Regions from separate parts of the Homo sapiens genome. Here region 2 is linked to region 1. Evidence: chromatin contacts called from ENCODE Hi-C or POLR2A ChIA-PET data. All regions are on one chromosome and are shown on one strand. The core of a region is the stretch at or near the end of the contact, and the rest is flanking DNA. Distances in the headings are between cores, read along the strand shown. Region 1 holds the start of EHHADH (enoyl-CoA hydratase and 3-hydroxyacyl CoA dehydrogenase). Region 2 holds the start of MAP3K13 (mitogen-activated protein kinase kinase kinase 13).

Evidence for each region. Hi-C counts contacts between places; a loop is a spot of excess contacts on that map. ChIA-PET counts read pairs that join two places held with the same protein, here RNA polymerase II (POLR2A). Pooled maps may share reads with other maps.
Region 2: a pooled map shows a loop between it and region 1 (3-fold over the local background). The contact joins the promoter of MAP3K13 here to the promoter of EHHADH in region 1. A Hi-C loop is called at or near these places in 4 of 50 pooled maps. POLR2A ChIA-PET finds 5 or more read pairs at or near these places in 2 of 52 experiments (HCT116 and MCF 10A).

Annotation. Positions count from the first base shown.
Region 1 is chr3:185,250,158-185,256,633 of GRCh38, reverse strand. EHHADH (enoyl-CoA hydratase and 3-hydroxyacyl CoA dehydrogenase) reads left to right here and starts at 2,585. Exons shown (of 7, transcript NM_001966.4): 1 at 2,585-2,685. The coding sequence starts at 2,612. MIR5588 (microRNA 5588) reads left to right here and starts at 3,362; the gene lies at 3,362-3,424.
Region 2 is chr3:185,359,964-185,366,439 of GRCh38, reverse strand. MAP3K13 (mitogen-activated protein kinase kinase kinase 13) reads right to left here and starts at 3,304. Exons shown (of 14, transcript NM_004721.5): 1 at 3,072-3,304. RefSeq lists enhancers at 2,613-2,672, 2,763-2,852 and a silencer at 3,323-3,472.

The DNA of each region.
Region 1 (6,476 bases), core at 1,336-3,835:
AGCTTCAGGTACATTTGGCTACCTGATGGGCCATTTAAACATTTAAATTGTCATTTTATTTATTTATTTTTTTTTTTTTGAGATGGAGACTCGCCTGTTGCCAGGCTGGAGTGCAGTGGTGCAAGCTCAGCTCACTGCAACCTCCACCTCCCAGGTTCAAGTGATTCTCCTGCCTCAGCCTCCTGAGTAGCTGGGATTACAGGCATGTGCCACCACGCCGGGCTAATTTTTGTATTTTTATTAGAGACAGGGTTTCACCATGTTGATCAGGCTGGTCTCAAACTCCTGACCTTGTGATCTGCCCACAATGGCCTCCCAAAGTGCGGGGATTACAGGTGTGAGCCACTGCACCCAACCATCATCCTTCATTTACATAGGGCATACACCAGGTAACCAATGCAAACCTCTAGAGGGTATTGAAATCCCAGAAAATTCTGTAACTGGTCCCTTGAGCCACTTGCTCAGGCCTGCTCCCACCCTGTGGAGTGTGCTTTCATTTTCAATAAATCTCTGCTTTTGCTACTTCATTCTTTCCTTGCTTTGTTTTGCATTTTCAATTCTTTGGTCAAAACGCCAAGAACCTGGACACCGTCCACCCATAACAGTTTCGCTAGTTGCATGTGATTGTAAGACAAATAAAAATGATGTTGTGGGCTGGGTGCGGTGGCTCACGCCTGTAATCCCAGCACTTTGGGAGGCCGAGGCGGGTGGATCACAGGGTCAGGAGATCAAGACCATCCTGGCTAACACGGTGAAACGCCATCTCTACCAAAAATACAAAGAATTAGCCAGGCGTGGTGGCGGGCGCTTGTAGTCCCAGCTACTCGGGAGGCTGAGGCAGGAGAATGGTGTGAACCCGGGAGGCGGACTTGCAGTGAGCTGAGATCGCGCCACTGCATTCCAGCCTGGTCGACAGAGCCAGACTCCGTCTCAAAAAATAAAAATTAAAAAAAAAAAAAGATGTTGAGGCAGGAGTATAGGGCCTGAAGGCAGGGAACCTAAAGACTTTCTAGAACTAAATCAAATGGAAACACTTCAGCTATGACAGGAAATATTCTCTTCATTTACATAGGGTGTACACTGAGTAAATGACTTCGTAACTTCACTTCGTCCTCTTCATTTACATAGGGCGTACACCCAGTAACCAATGGGAAACCTCTAGAGGGTATTGAAACCCCAGAAAATTCTGTAACAAGGTCCCTTGGGCCTCTTTCTTGGGCCCACTCCCACCGTGTGGAGTGTCTTTTCGTTTTCAATAAATATTCGCTTCTGTTGCTTTGTTTTTCCCTTGCTTTGTGTGTTTCGTCCAATTCTTTGTTCAAAACGCCAAGAACCTGGACAACTTGCAGTCCAGACCCTCCTCTAGTAACAATGTTATATAAGTATTTGGTTGATGTTAGAGTAATCACTGGATGGGTTCTTCCTGCCTGCTGCACAAACAAAATCAATTCAGGAAGACCACAGCATTGCAGTAAGGAAAGAGTTTAATTGATGTGAGGCTGGCCACGCCACATGGGACATGGAGTTATTACTCAAATCAATCTCATCGAAGGCTAGTAGGTTAGGGGTTTTTCAAAGGTGGTTTGGTGGGCAGGGGCTAGGGTATGGAAAATGCTGACTGGTTGGGTTGGAGATGAAATCATAGGGGTTGAAGCTATCCTCTTGTACTGAGTTGCTTGTGGGTGGGGCCACAGGAGCTGTTGACTGGTCCAGGTGGAGCCATCAGTGTCAGGCAAACGTGAAAAAATATCTCAAAAGGCCAAACTTAGGTTCTACAATAGTAATGTTACCTGCAGGAGTAAATGGGGAAGTTGTCTATCTGGTGGCTTCCGGAATAATGGCTGGCAATGGTCTATGTTTACACCTTAGCAGAGAGAATTCACACTCCTCTGTCCTCCTAGCCTGGTGGTCTCTCGGTTAGCTTTACAAAGGCAGTTGAGTTTTGGGGAAGGGCTATTATCATTTAAACTATAAACCAAATGTCTCCCAAAGTTAACTTGGCCTAAGCTCAGGAATAATTAAGGGCAGCTAAAGGCAAGATGGGGTTGGTTAAATCAGATCTCTTTGACTGCCATAATTTTCTCACTGTTAGAATTTTTGCAAAGGCTGTTTCATTAGTACCCTACTCATTTAGGTGAAATGAACAATGTGTATTTTATGTGTTCCAGATGTGTATCAATATCACATAACTGTCAGGGAGGGCCCCAGGTATCTGTCCCTGTTCAGAAAGATCATGAAGATGAATACCGCGATGAGGACAGCTTGCCCGTCTCAGCGAACTCAGAACTTGTCCTCAGTAGCCAGCCCCTATGGGCCAAGGGGTTACAAACTTCGACTTGCCGGCAATTACAGCTGTTTTCCATCATTCTCCTTGCTGTACCTTCTGGTGGGAGCAGCATGGGAGTTAATAAAGGGAAAGCGACAAGCGTCTGTAGAGCGCCGGGTGGGGTCTCGGGAGAGGAGGGCTGGGTGGGAAGAGGCGCGGCGGGAGGCGGCGCCCCGGCTCGCATTGGCCCAGCCGGCGTCCCTCCTCTGGAGGAGGCCGGGCGCGCCCGGAAAAGTGGTTTGCCTGACGGCGAGAGGCAGAGGTGCCCTCGGTGATAGAGGAAACATGGCCGAGTATACGCGGCTGCACAACGCCTTGGCGCTAATCCGCCTCCGAAACCCGCCGGTCAACGCGATCAGGTAACGGGCTCGGTCGCCTCCAGCCCGGGGACCGTGCGGGCCTTAGCCGCCCTCTGGCTCCGGAGGCTTTGACTCTCCCCCGTCGGTTTAAACCGAGAAGGACACTCAAGAGTTGAGCAACTGGTACATGCCAGGAACTTTTTTTTTCTTTTCTTTCTTTCTTTTTCTTTTCTTTTTTTTTTTTTTTAACCTAGATTAGCTTGGTTAATCTTCGCAGGGAACTCTCGTCCCCGTTTTACTGATAAGGAAACTGAGGCTGAGGCTGAGACAGATCAACACTTAGGGAGTTGGCCTCGACCTGTCCTTCATGCGGAGCCCTCCTGCTTACTTGCAACTTTGGCTTTGCAGGCCGACTTTTTATTTTTCTTTTTTTTTTTTAATTATACTTTAAGTTTTAGGGTACATGTGCACAACGTGCAGGTTAGTTACATATGTATACATGTGCCATGTTGGTGTGCTGCACCCATTAACTCGTCATTTAATATTAGGTATATCTCCTAATGCTATCCCTCCCCCCTCCCCCCACCCCACAACAGGTCCCAGTGTGCAGGCCGACTTTCTAATCCAAAGGTCTTAACTTAGTTTGATGTTGGACTTTGATCCAGCCTCACTCCCCTTCTTTGAGTCCAGGCTGTCCTTACAATGTTTGGCTAAAGGCTTTAGGAATAGGGCAATCACTGGCATTAGTGGGACTTTTTTTTTTTTTTTTTTTAATGTTAAAAGTCCCACTAATGCCAGCTCAGTGATTAAAGCAGAATTTTGCCCTGGCCCGGAAACGCAAAATTATTTCTCCTGATTTGTTTAAACCTCAGGACTTTGGTGCTTCCAAGGAAGACTCACATCAGACTAAGCCTATGCAATAGCATTTTCTGAAAAATTGCACCTTATCTTCTTTTTCTCACTGGGGAGTATTTGCCTTGTGTGGTGCACTTTAAACATTAAAAAGTGAGATCAATGTTGCCTTTTTGAAAAGTAATGATTATTTGGTTTGGTCCTTCTACATCTCTTAAAAAAATAATTATATGTCAGCCTTGAAAAAGAATTACCTATCCACAGGGAATAAGATTAGTGGAAATTATAATTTATCAAGAATATATAAAGCATAGAGAGAAAGGTCTTTGGTCAAAATTCTTATAACATGCTGCTGAAGCAAAGAGACTGAAATGAGAAGACCTGCTAATTTTAATAGAATTTAAAAATCCTACTGTCATTGGATTTGATTTATCATTAGTATTAATATTAATTCATTATGAATTATTGCATTTAATAATGTCAAAAAATGCAGGACTAAAATCACATAAGGATGACATGTCTACTAACTTGCCATTCCCAGAATAAAAAGCAAAATATCTGTTATATTGGTTTTGACAAAGAAAAATGTAAGTAATATGATTACATGTCAATTTTGGACTGGTCTATATACTGATTAGAATTGCTAGATATTAGGACCTTAGGGGGAAAAGTTCCATACTCTAATACCCATGACTAGGAATATTTTCTGACAACTGTTTTTTTTTTTTCTTTTTTTTTTAAGCTCATTTGCTTGTTTTGAGACGGAGTCTTGCTCTGTCGCCAGGCTGGAGTGCAGTGGCGTGATCTCAGCTCACTGCAACCTCTGCCTCCCGGGTTCAAGTGATTCCCCTGCCTCAGCCTCCCGAGTAGCTGGGACTACAGGTGCGTGCCACCACGCCCAGCTAATTTTTTGTATTTTAGTAGAGACGGGGTTTCACCATGTTGGCCAGGATGGTCTCAATCTCCTGACCTCGTGATCCACCTGCCTCGGCCTCCCAAAGTGCTGGGATTACAGGCATGAGCCACGTGCCCAGCCTCTGACAATTGCTTTTAATATTTCTGGAATTTAACCTGCTCTCCTTGCCCACCCATGCAACCACCTGTGCCACCCCCATCCTCTTTGCAGGAGAAATGTTAGGGCCTACCTCATAAAGTTGTGAAGTTTAAATCAGCTGGAAATTATGAAGTGGCATTTAATAGATGTTAGTTATTCCTATTAGTCAGAAGACCTGTTCAAGCCCCAAAAACAGGCCCTGCTACTCAGGACCCACTTCAGTTTCATCAAGAAGATATTCTCCACTTGGGAATAAGTACTTCTCTGCCCTTTTTTGTCTGTCTTCTGAACTTTTTTAGGTAGAAATGGACATCCTAGGAGTTCCTCAAGTTTAACAGATTCCTCAATTTTTTTCTTACACTTTTTCTTTCCTCCCTTTCTTCCTTTTCCCCTTCCTATTTCTAATTTTATATGGGAAGTCGTCTCCTCCTAGCTGATTGAGAGATTCTTACTTGAGTGTAATACACACACACACACACACACACACACACACATATAAATTTTTTCCCCAAAACAAATAGTTTAAATCCTTCATTGCTAGTTTAGCCAGCCATGTTTGCTTCCATTCAGATAAACACCAGCCCTCTTTATAAGTATAGGACATGCCTGATTAATAGGCCTGTCTCCCAGAACAATGGCTTTCACACGATTGCTTTACTGTAATCCACAGAGTAAGAAAGCTCACGTTTTTACGTAGCAATTCAAGACACACTTACATACAAACACGTAACCGAAAGCAGTTTCCTAAAACAAAACCTATCCTTACTTGGTATATTGTTTGATATAGTCTATTTTCTCATCTCTTCTTTTTCTTTGAAAAAATCCTGGTCACAAGCCACAAACTTGATTTGATGACTTTTGGTTTAAAAAAAAAAACTGTCTAAAAAAAAAAGGAAAGACCTTCTATAGTCAAAGAAGCTGAAGAGTTTTGGTCAGTAGTCATGAAATGCTGTCTCTACTCCAGACTCTATTTCTTCATGCCTGACAGTATTAACAGGAGAAAATAATTTCATAACTTCTGCGGCCTTTACATTGCTATGACTCTCTCTGTCAGCTTGAATCTAGTAAAGTGCGTATCTGTTATAGCTATTTTCATTTTTTTCCTGTTTTTGATATTTGCAAAATTATGAACATAAAAAAGGAAGATAGGTTGAAATGGGAAAAGCTGGTTTCTTCTCCTCAGTGGCACTGATTGAGCTAATTTTGGCTAGTTTTGTAAGCATTGTTTATTCAGAAGGAAATGTGTGCCTTTTGGACTTTTTGATGTTATATAATGGTTCTGAATTTGCTTTTCATGGTCAGATTTGGCTTCTAATTAACCAGCTGAAGCCAAGAGGTTTTGTCTGATTTCATCTAGGTTAAGAGGTGAAAAGTAATTAGGTGTAAGGGAATCATTATAAATAAGGGCAAGTATCCTTTTTATTTCTTGGGGTTTTAACTAATAGTTGTTGGTCTTAACAATATGGCCTTTACAGAAGTTTGTTGTTGTTTGTTTTGTTTTAAAATTTATTTTTAACCCTGTGTACTAAAGAACAGAGATTTTACTCAGAATACTTGGAATTCCAAGGCAAAACTGATTGGAATCTGGTTCTGTGGTTTTTCCTTTTAAGCAGTTCCTCACCACTTGCCCTAGATTCTCTTATTGCTTGGTACTTATTAATCCCCTCCTTCTTCACAAATTTTCTCTCTTGGTCTTTGTGACTTTGAGCTCACTTGCTGAATCACTCTGCTGAGCTTGTCCCACTTCTTAAATGAAGATATATCCAGAGGATCTGCCCTCAGCTCTCTTTTCCTTTGGTAGACTCATTCAGTCTTGGTTTTAGCTATCTCTTCTGCAGATGACTTCCTCATATATTAAAACTTGGCAAAATCTGCTACATGCCCTATCTTTCCACTATCTTGCCTTTATATCTTATCTTAGTTAAGATTACGCTTGGCTGTCACT
Region 2 (6,476 bases), core at 2,055-4,554, 110 kb before region 1:
AAGAGAAATTAAAACAAATTCACACAAAAATGTGTACACAAATGTTCATAGAAGCATTATTCCTAATAGTCAAAAAGCGGAAGCCCAAATATCTATCAACTGATGAATGGATAAGTAAAATATGGTGCACTGGAATATTTCTTGGGAATAAAAAGATAAGAAGTACTGATATAGGCTACAACATGGACAAACTTTGAAAACATTATGCTAAGTGAAATAAGCTAGTTACAAAAGAGCATGTACTGTATGATTTCATTTACATGAAATATCCAGACTGAGCAAATCTATATATAGAGAAAGCAGATTGGCGGTTGTCTAGGGCTGGGGGGTGAAGAGAAATGAGGAGTGACTGCTAATGGGTATGTGGTTTCTTTTTGTGATGATGAAAATGTTCTAAAATGGATTGTGATGATTGTACAACTCTGTGAACATACTAAAAACCATTAAATAGGAAAAAAGAAAAGAGAAAAGAAAGGAAGGAAGGAAGGGAGGGAGGGAGGGAGGGAGGGAAGGGAAAGGGGAGGGGAAGAGAGGGGAGGGGAGGGGAGGGGAGGGGAGGGGAGGGGAGGGGAGGGGAGGGGAGGGGATGGGGAGAAAGAGGTAGGGAGGGAAGGGAAAAAGGTTCCACAGGTAATTCTAATACTGAAGTTTATTTCCGGCATTTTCCTTTCTAGATTCCTTCAGAGTAAAGACTGCATTTTCTAAATTTTTTTCTCCCCCATATTCTTACAGAATAGTAACACAGAGCAAGGGTGTGATTTTTTTATTTTTATTTTTTTGCAACAAACTGTTCTTGGGGAATGTTCTTTATTTTAATCAAAATTGCAAGATCAGGCTGCCACCTGGCAGAATTGGTCATCTTGGCTATCTTGAACTATTTGAGCTCTCCAAGCACTTAATTCAGCTGAAGCACACAGAAAGAGGATAGGCACACAACGCAAACCAAACTGACCGGTTTTGCCATCTGAAGTATGGTTGTTCTGTCATCTACCAGTGGATGTGGCCTCTGGCCCTTAGGAACCATTCTTTTGACAGTTCCCCAGGACATGGCTCTGGTTTGACTGACTTTGTTTACTAAATAAATTAATTCCTACTTCTGGAGTAGCTTCAGTTTTTAAACAGAAAGCCATCTATTGACAGTCACTGATACACAGGATTTTATTGTTTGATATTAAACAATTAAGAGTTATTGTTTTTTTCCCTACAAGTACACTATACATGAAGATAAATATAATGTAGAATACAGTCACTAGGAGTGGGGAGAGAGGGGGATTCTATATCTGCTCTGTGCCTTAAAGTAACAGTTTTACTTTAGTAAATCCAAAGTACATACTGTATTTCTTTCACAGAAATAAGGCTCTCTTTTGGCAAAATGTGCATCAAAGACAGAGTCTGATGAACATTTTTTAAGATGAGTTTGATTATTAAACAACATTTTTTAAATATCCTAAGAATTTGACCTTTCGTGCTAGTAGACTTCAATAATTTAAAATTACTTGGAAATTGCTACTTTCAACAAACTCTCTGAAGATATACAAAAAAGGAAAATGCTGAAATAAGTCAAGATGTTTACAAATATTATGTCTAAAATGTTATCTCATTTGTTAAACCCAGAAAATAAAAAATAATAAAATATGAAACCATAATTGTCCGAGTATAGGACAAAGATCTGATTTAGAATCAGGCAGAGGTTTTCCCTCTATTACTCCAGCAAGTTCAAATGTACTCAGAAATACAAAATGATTGACGGTAATATCAAGATGAGAAACAAAAGACAATGTTACATCCTCAGGTATGATAAGTTTGAAATTAGATGAGTTTACAGTTGGAAGATTCATTAAGAACAACAATTCAAAAGATATTATAGCCATAATTTAGAAGTCTTGCTTCACGAGAAAAGATAATATAAAAATCTAAAAATTAAGTATTGATTTTACAAGGTAAACATGGCAGCCTGGATTATAAGAAATATCAGGCATTTTGCTTTCTCAGGAGAAAGAACAACTGGGTACATGCTGCAGACTGGCATATAAATCGCTCAAAGTGAAGCAGTTGGGAAATGCTGTCAGATTATTCGGGTTGAGGAGCTGCCCCAGGGGCAGAACATGTCACAATGTCACATCCCTCTTCTTTACTCTCACAACTTTCACCAGAATAAACAGACCCTTGGAAAACAAATTCAATCACAAATAGTAACTTTTTGTTAAAACTACAGTAGCAAACTACCAAACCAACTTTATACATGGAACATATCAGAACTTTTCCATGTTTCCCCAACACAGTGGAATAAACTATTTTCAGCTAATAAGTTCATCTTAGGAAAACACTCATGTGCATTTCTATGCAATATAATTGTGGAACATTGTAACCACTTCTTAGTTTTCATTAGAGGATATTGAAAAACCCAAGTTTAAGGATAATTCCCCCTTTCCCTCGAATGCAGCTTTTTAAGTTTTTGACACTATAAAGTGTAGAGAGTGACATAAAGAAGAGCTATGAATATATATAAATACACCACTATGGCTCCCGTCATAAGAGCTTTTGAAAAATGGTTGAACAAGTATTCATCTTCACCAAATTGCAATCGCAAGATACTGACTGTTACACAATATGAAACAAAGGCAAGGTGAAGGGTGAGGAACGGCAGAAAGGACGGTCGCAAGGAAGACAAGTGCCCCACAGGATAGAACCTGCTCTGTCTTGCGGGCCCCGCTTTTCTCAGCACCTTTCTGGTGTTCTGGGCTTTTCTGCTAATACCATCCACATCATCTCTCAGAGAAATGAATCTCCCTTTAAGGAAAGCCAAGCAGGCATCCGAGGTAACGTGCAGAACCGTAAATGAAAAATGTCCACGTCTAGCAGGCAGACAAGCAAAGGAAAACCAGCTGTCAGTTTCAGAGGCTCCTAGCTGTAACGGGGTTTCGGGTTTCTCTCCGCCTCTGTCTCTCTGTCTCTCTCACGGTGTCGCCCTCAATAATATCAGCTTTCTAATCACCTCAAATCACACATTCTCTGTCTGTCCTTGTGAAATAAATACTGAAGAAACAGGAAAAACAGAGTGCAATACTCACAACAACGAAGAATTCCTACACATGCTGTTCCATTTTCTTGCTTTGAAAAGATGTAAGGTGAATTTTAAAAGCCTTGCAGAATTGGAAAAATAAAGGGGAGGGGGATTCCACCCACACAATCCTCCAGCCCACCGCAAAGGAGCCCAAAGGCTTGCTGACGTCACAGATTCATGAATGGATGTAAATTGGGCTGGTTTAGGATTCCGCACAGACTTCGCTGTGGTGTGTGTCATGAAAAAAAAAAGAGGGGCGGGTCCAGAGTAGGCCCAGCCAATAGGCTTCAGGCAGACATGGCCTTCCTTCTTTTAGAAGGAATCTGGTCACAGAATAAACAGAGCCCGCCAATCAGGCATCTGCCACTGCCTTAAGACAGACTGGCAGCTTGAGTGTGTGTGTGTGTGTGTGTGTGTGCGTGTGTGTGTGTGTGTGTGTGTGTGTTTCAAGCTGTGATAGTCATAAAAACATTATTATTGTTATTGAATGAAGGAATCAAAATAGAATTTCTGTGGAATCAAGGATAACAAAAATGCATATAGAAGAAATCCCATCTTTTATTCATTAGAACTCTTTTCTTCAACCCTTTTCTTACTGTTCAGCAATATGCCTGATGCGATCAAAACAAATCAAAGTCAGGAAAACCATTTCTAAAACTAGCAGACTAGTGGACATGTATGCCCTGCTCACCACGACTTGTAAAAGCAAAATTGTCGGGACTTGTAAAAGCAAAATTGTCGGGAAGAACGCATGGGAACAATAATCTAGTAACTAAGAAAACAGACATATGGAAAATAATATTACACGAATGTAGCTGTTTTGCACAGCAGTAACATCTTGCTGACCTTCATGATGTATCAAAAGTGGATATGGAAGAAAAATTTACTGCTACTTTTAAGTAGGGTACAGTGTTTCCTCATTGGTTTATTCAACTTCTGGCAGTCGATTAAGACACAGCTCCAAAAGGGCACTTAATGAAACTTTGAACAAATTTTGGTTTCAGTAAGATGTTTTATTATTAACAGCAAAAACAGCTGTATTAAATTCACTCAAGAGGCATCTCTTTCTTCTTTATTTTTACACTTTTCAGTTATACAAAATTGGAGATGAATATATTTATTGTCCCTACTCCCCATCACTACACTTCACAATGACTAATACTTGACAAATACTGATCATGATTTTTCTGAACTTGGGAAATGGCCTCAATCCTTGAAACTAGAACGATCGTGGTTAATATAAAGCCTCAGTTATGAGGTGTCCAGTGACCAAGAACATTCTGAACAGAGATCTGCTCTATTTCTCAATCAGATTATTTATACAACTGTGAGAGAAGGAAAGTGGTGGCCTGTTTCTAAGTGGTTCTGGAGGGTCTAAACCTGACCACTAGTAAGTATTGCACACTTCTTAGCTCATTTGGAAAAGGAAAACTTTTCAGGATAATTTTACACACAGCAAAGATATTCAGTGTACTGTCTATATTGAAGCAATAGAATATCGTTGGCAAACAACATAGTTAACAAACTTCTCTAAAGGAGCTTATTGTGGAATATCACTACAAAAAAGATAGACCAAAGAAGTTTACACATGTAACATGGGAGTGCTCAAGGCAAATACGGCATTGGTACACGCCCAGTAGGCCTCAGTGTACCACATTATTTAAGAACGAACATGCAAGGCACGGTGGCTCATGCCTGTAATCCCAACACTTTGGGAGGCCAAGGTGGGCGGATCACGAGGTCAGGGATCGAGACCATCCTGGCTAACATGGTGAAACCCCGTCTCTACTAAAAATACAAAAACAAAATTAGCCGGGCGTGATGGTGGGCGCCTGTAGCCCCAGCTACTCGGGAGGCTGAGGCAGGAGAATGGCGTGAACCCGGGAGGCGGAGCTTGCAGTGAGCCGAGATCTTGCCACTGCACTCCAGCCTGGGTGACAGAGCAAGACTCCGTCTCAAAGAAAAAAGAAAAAAAAAAAACAAAAAACGAACAAATGGAAAGCTGAAGAATATACATCTCTATTTAACAACAACCAAAGCCAATCAGGATACATTAAAAGAATCAGATTTATGGAAAACATTTTTTTCTTCCAAAACAATACAGACTAACTAATGGAAAGAGGCAAACTTTTTGTGGACTATGTCAATAAAATAGCCAAGAAACATCAATTTGTGTGTGTGTGTATATATATATATAATATATACACACACATATAAAATCTGTATATATGTATATGTATATATGTGTGTATACACACACACACACACACACACACATATATATATATACACATACACATATACATATAAAATCTGAGGTCAGGAGTTTGAGACAAGCCTGGCCAACATGGTGAAACCCCATCTCTACTAAAAATACAAAAATTAGCTGGGCATGGTGGCACACATCTGTAATCCCAGCTACTCGGGAAGCTGAGGCATGAGAATCGCTTGAATCTGGGAGGCAGAGGTTGCAGTGAGCTGAGATCACACCACTGCACTCCAGCCTGGTGACAGAGTGAGACTCCCTCTCTCAAAAAAAAAAAAAAAAAAAAAAAAAGCTAAAGCTGTTGTAGAAGTTTTTCTGTAAGTTTTGACAGCAACAAAATTACTAATAAGTCCACTATGGATGGGAGTAGTCTCTGAAGCAATTCAACAAAACAGGGTCTATAAATGCTTCTAATAACAGTCACCTAAGATTCTTGGCTCAATATATAACCTGGAAAATAAAAACTTGGGGGCTTTATGGACTTGCCACTTCAGTAAGATGATAAACTTGGCCTCAGTTAGCATGCTTCCTGTACCACAGGAACATCAGCTAGGCCAACAAAGACTCCTCCATGTCAACTATCATGGGAAATCATTGGAAAGATAAGCTGTCTCACCAAATTATGGAAGATATAGAAGTCAGTCTTGGAGGAAGTCATTATCATTTTAGAAGCAGAAGGTAGGAAGGGATATAGAGGCATGAAAAATGTACACTCTAGAGAAGTACAGCCCAAGAGAACTTGCTGTGATTATGGAGCATTCCATAGATTTGAAAGATGGCTAGTGTTCTTGAGGAAGTGAATTTTTAATGTAAAGTGATTTAAATTTATTTAACTCCAAAATAGTCACATTTAGCTGGTGGCTATGGTATGCAACAATGCAACTCTAGAGATATCAAGCCAAGTCCCATCATTATAAGTAATTTTTAATTGCAGCACATGGGCATACTAAGTGTGGAGGACTGCAAAGCCATTATCAAGGTGAGTAAGCTCTTTTAAGAACCAAATGAATCTCCTCAAACTTCAGTAATAACTGGAAAATGACTCTAGTCTCATTATGCAAGAAGATATTTAAAACTCATTATTAGATAAAAATCTATATATAGAAATTAAGGTACAATAATTCTGCTATAAAATATAAGCTATTC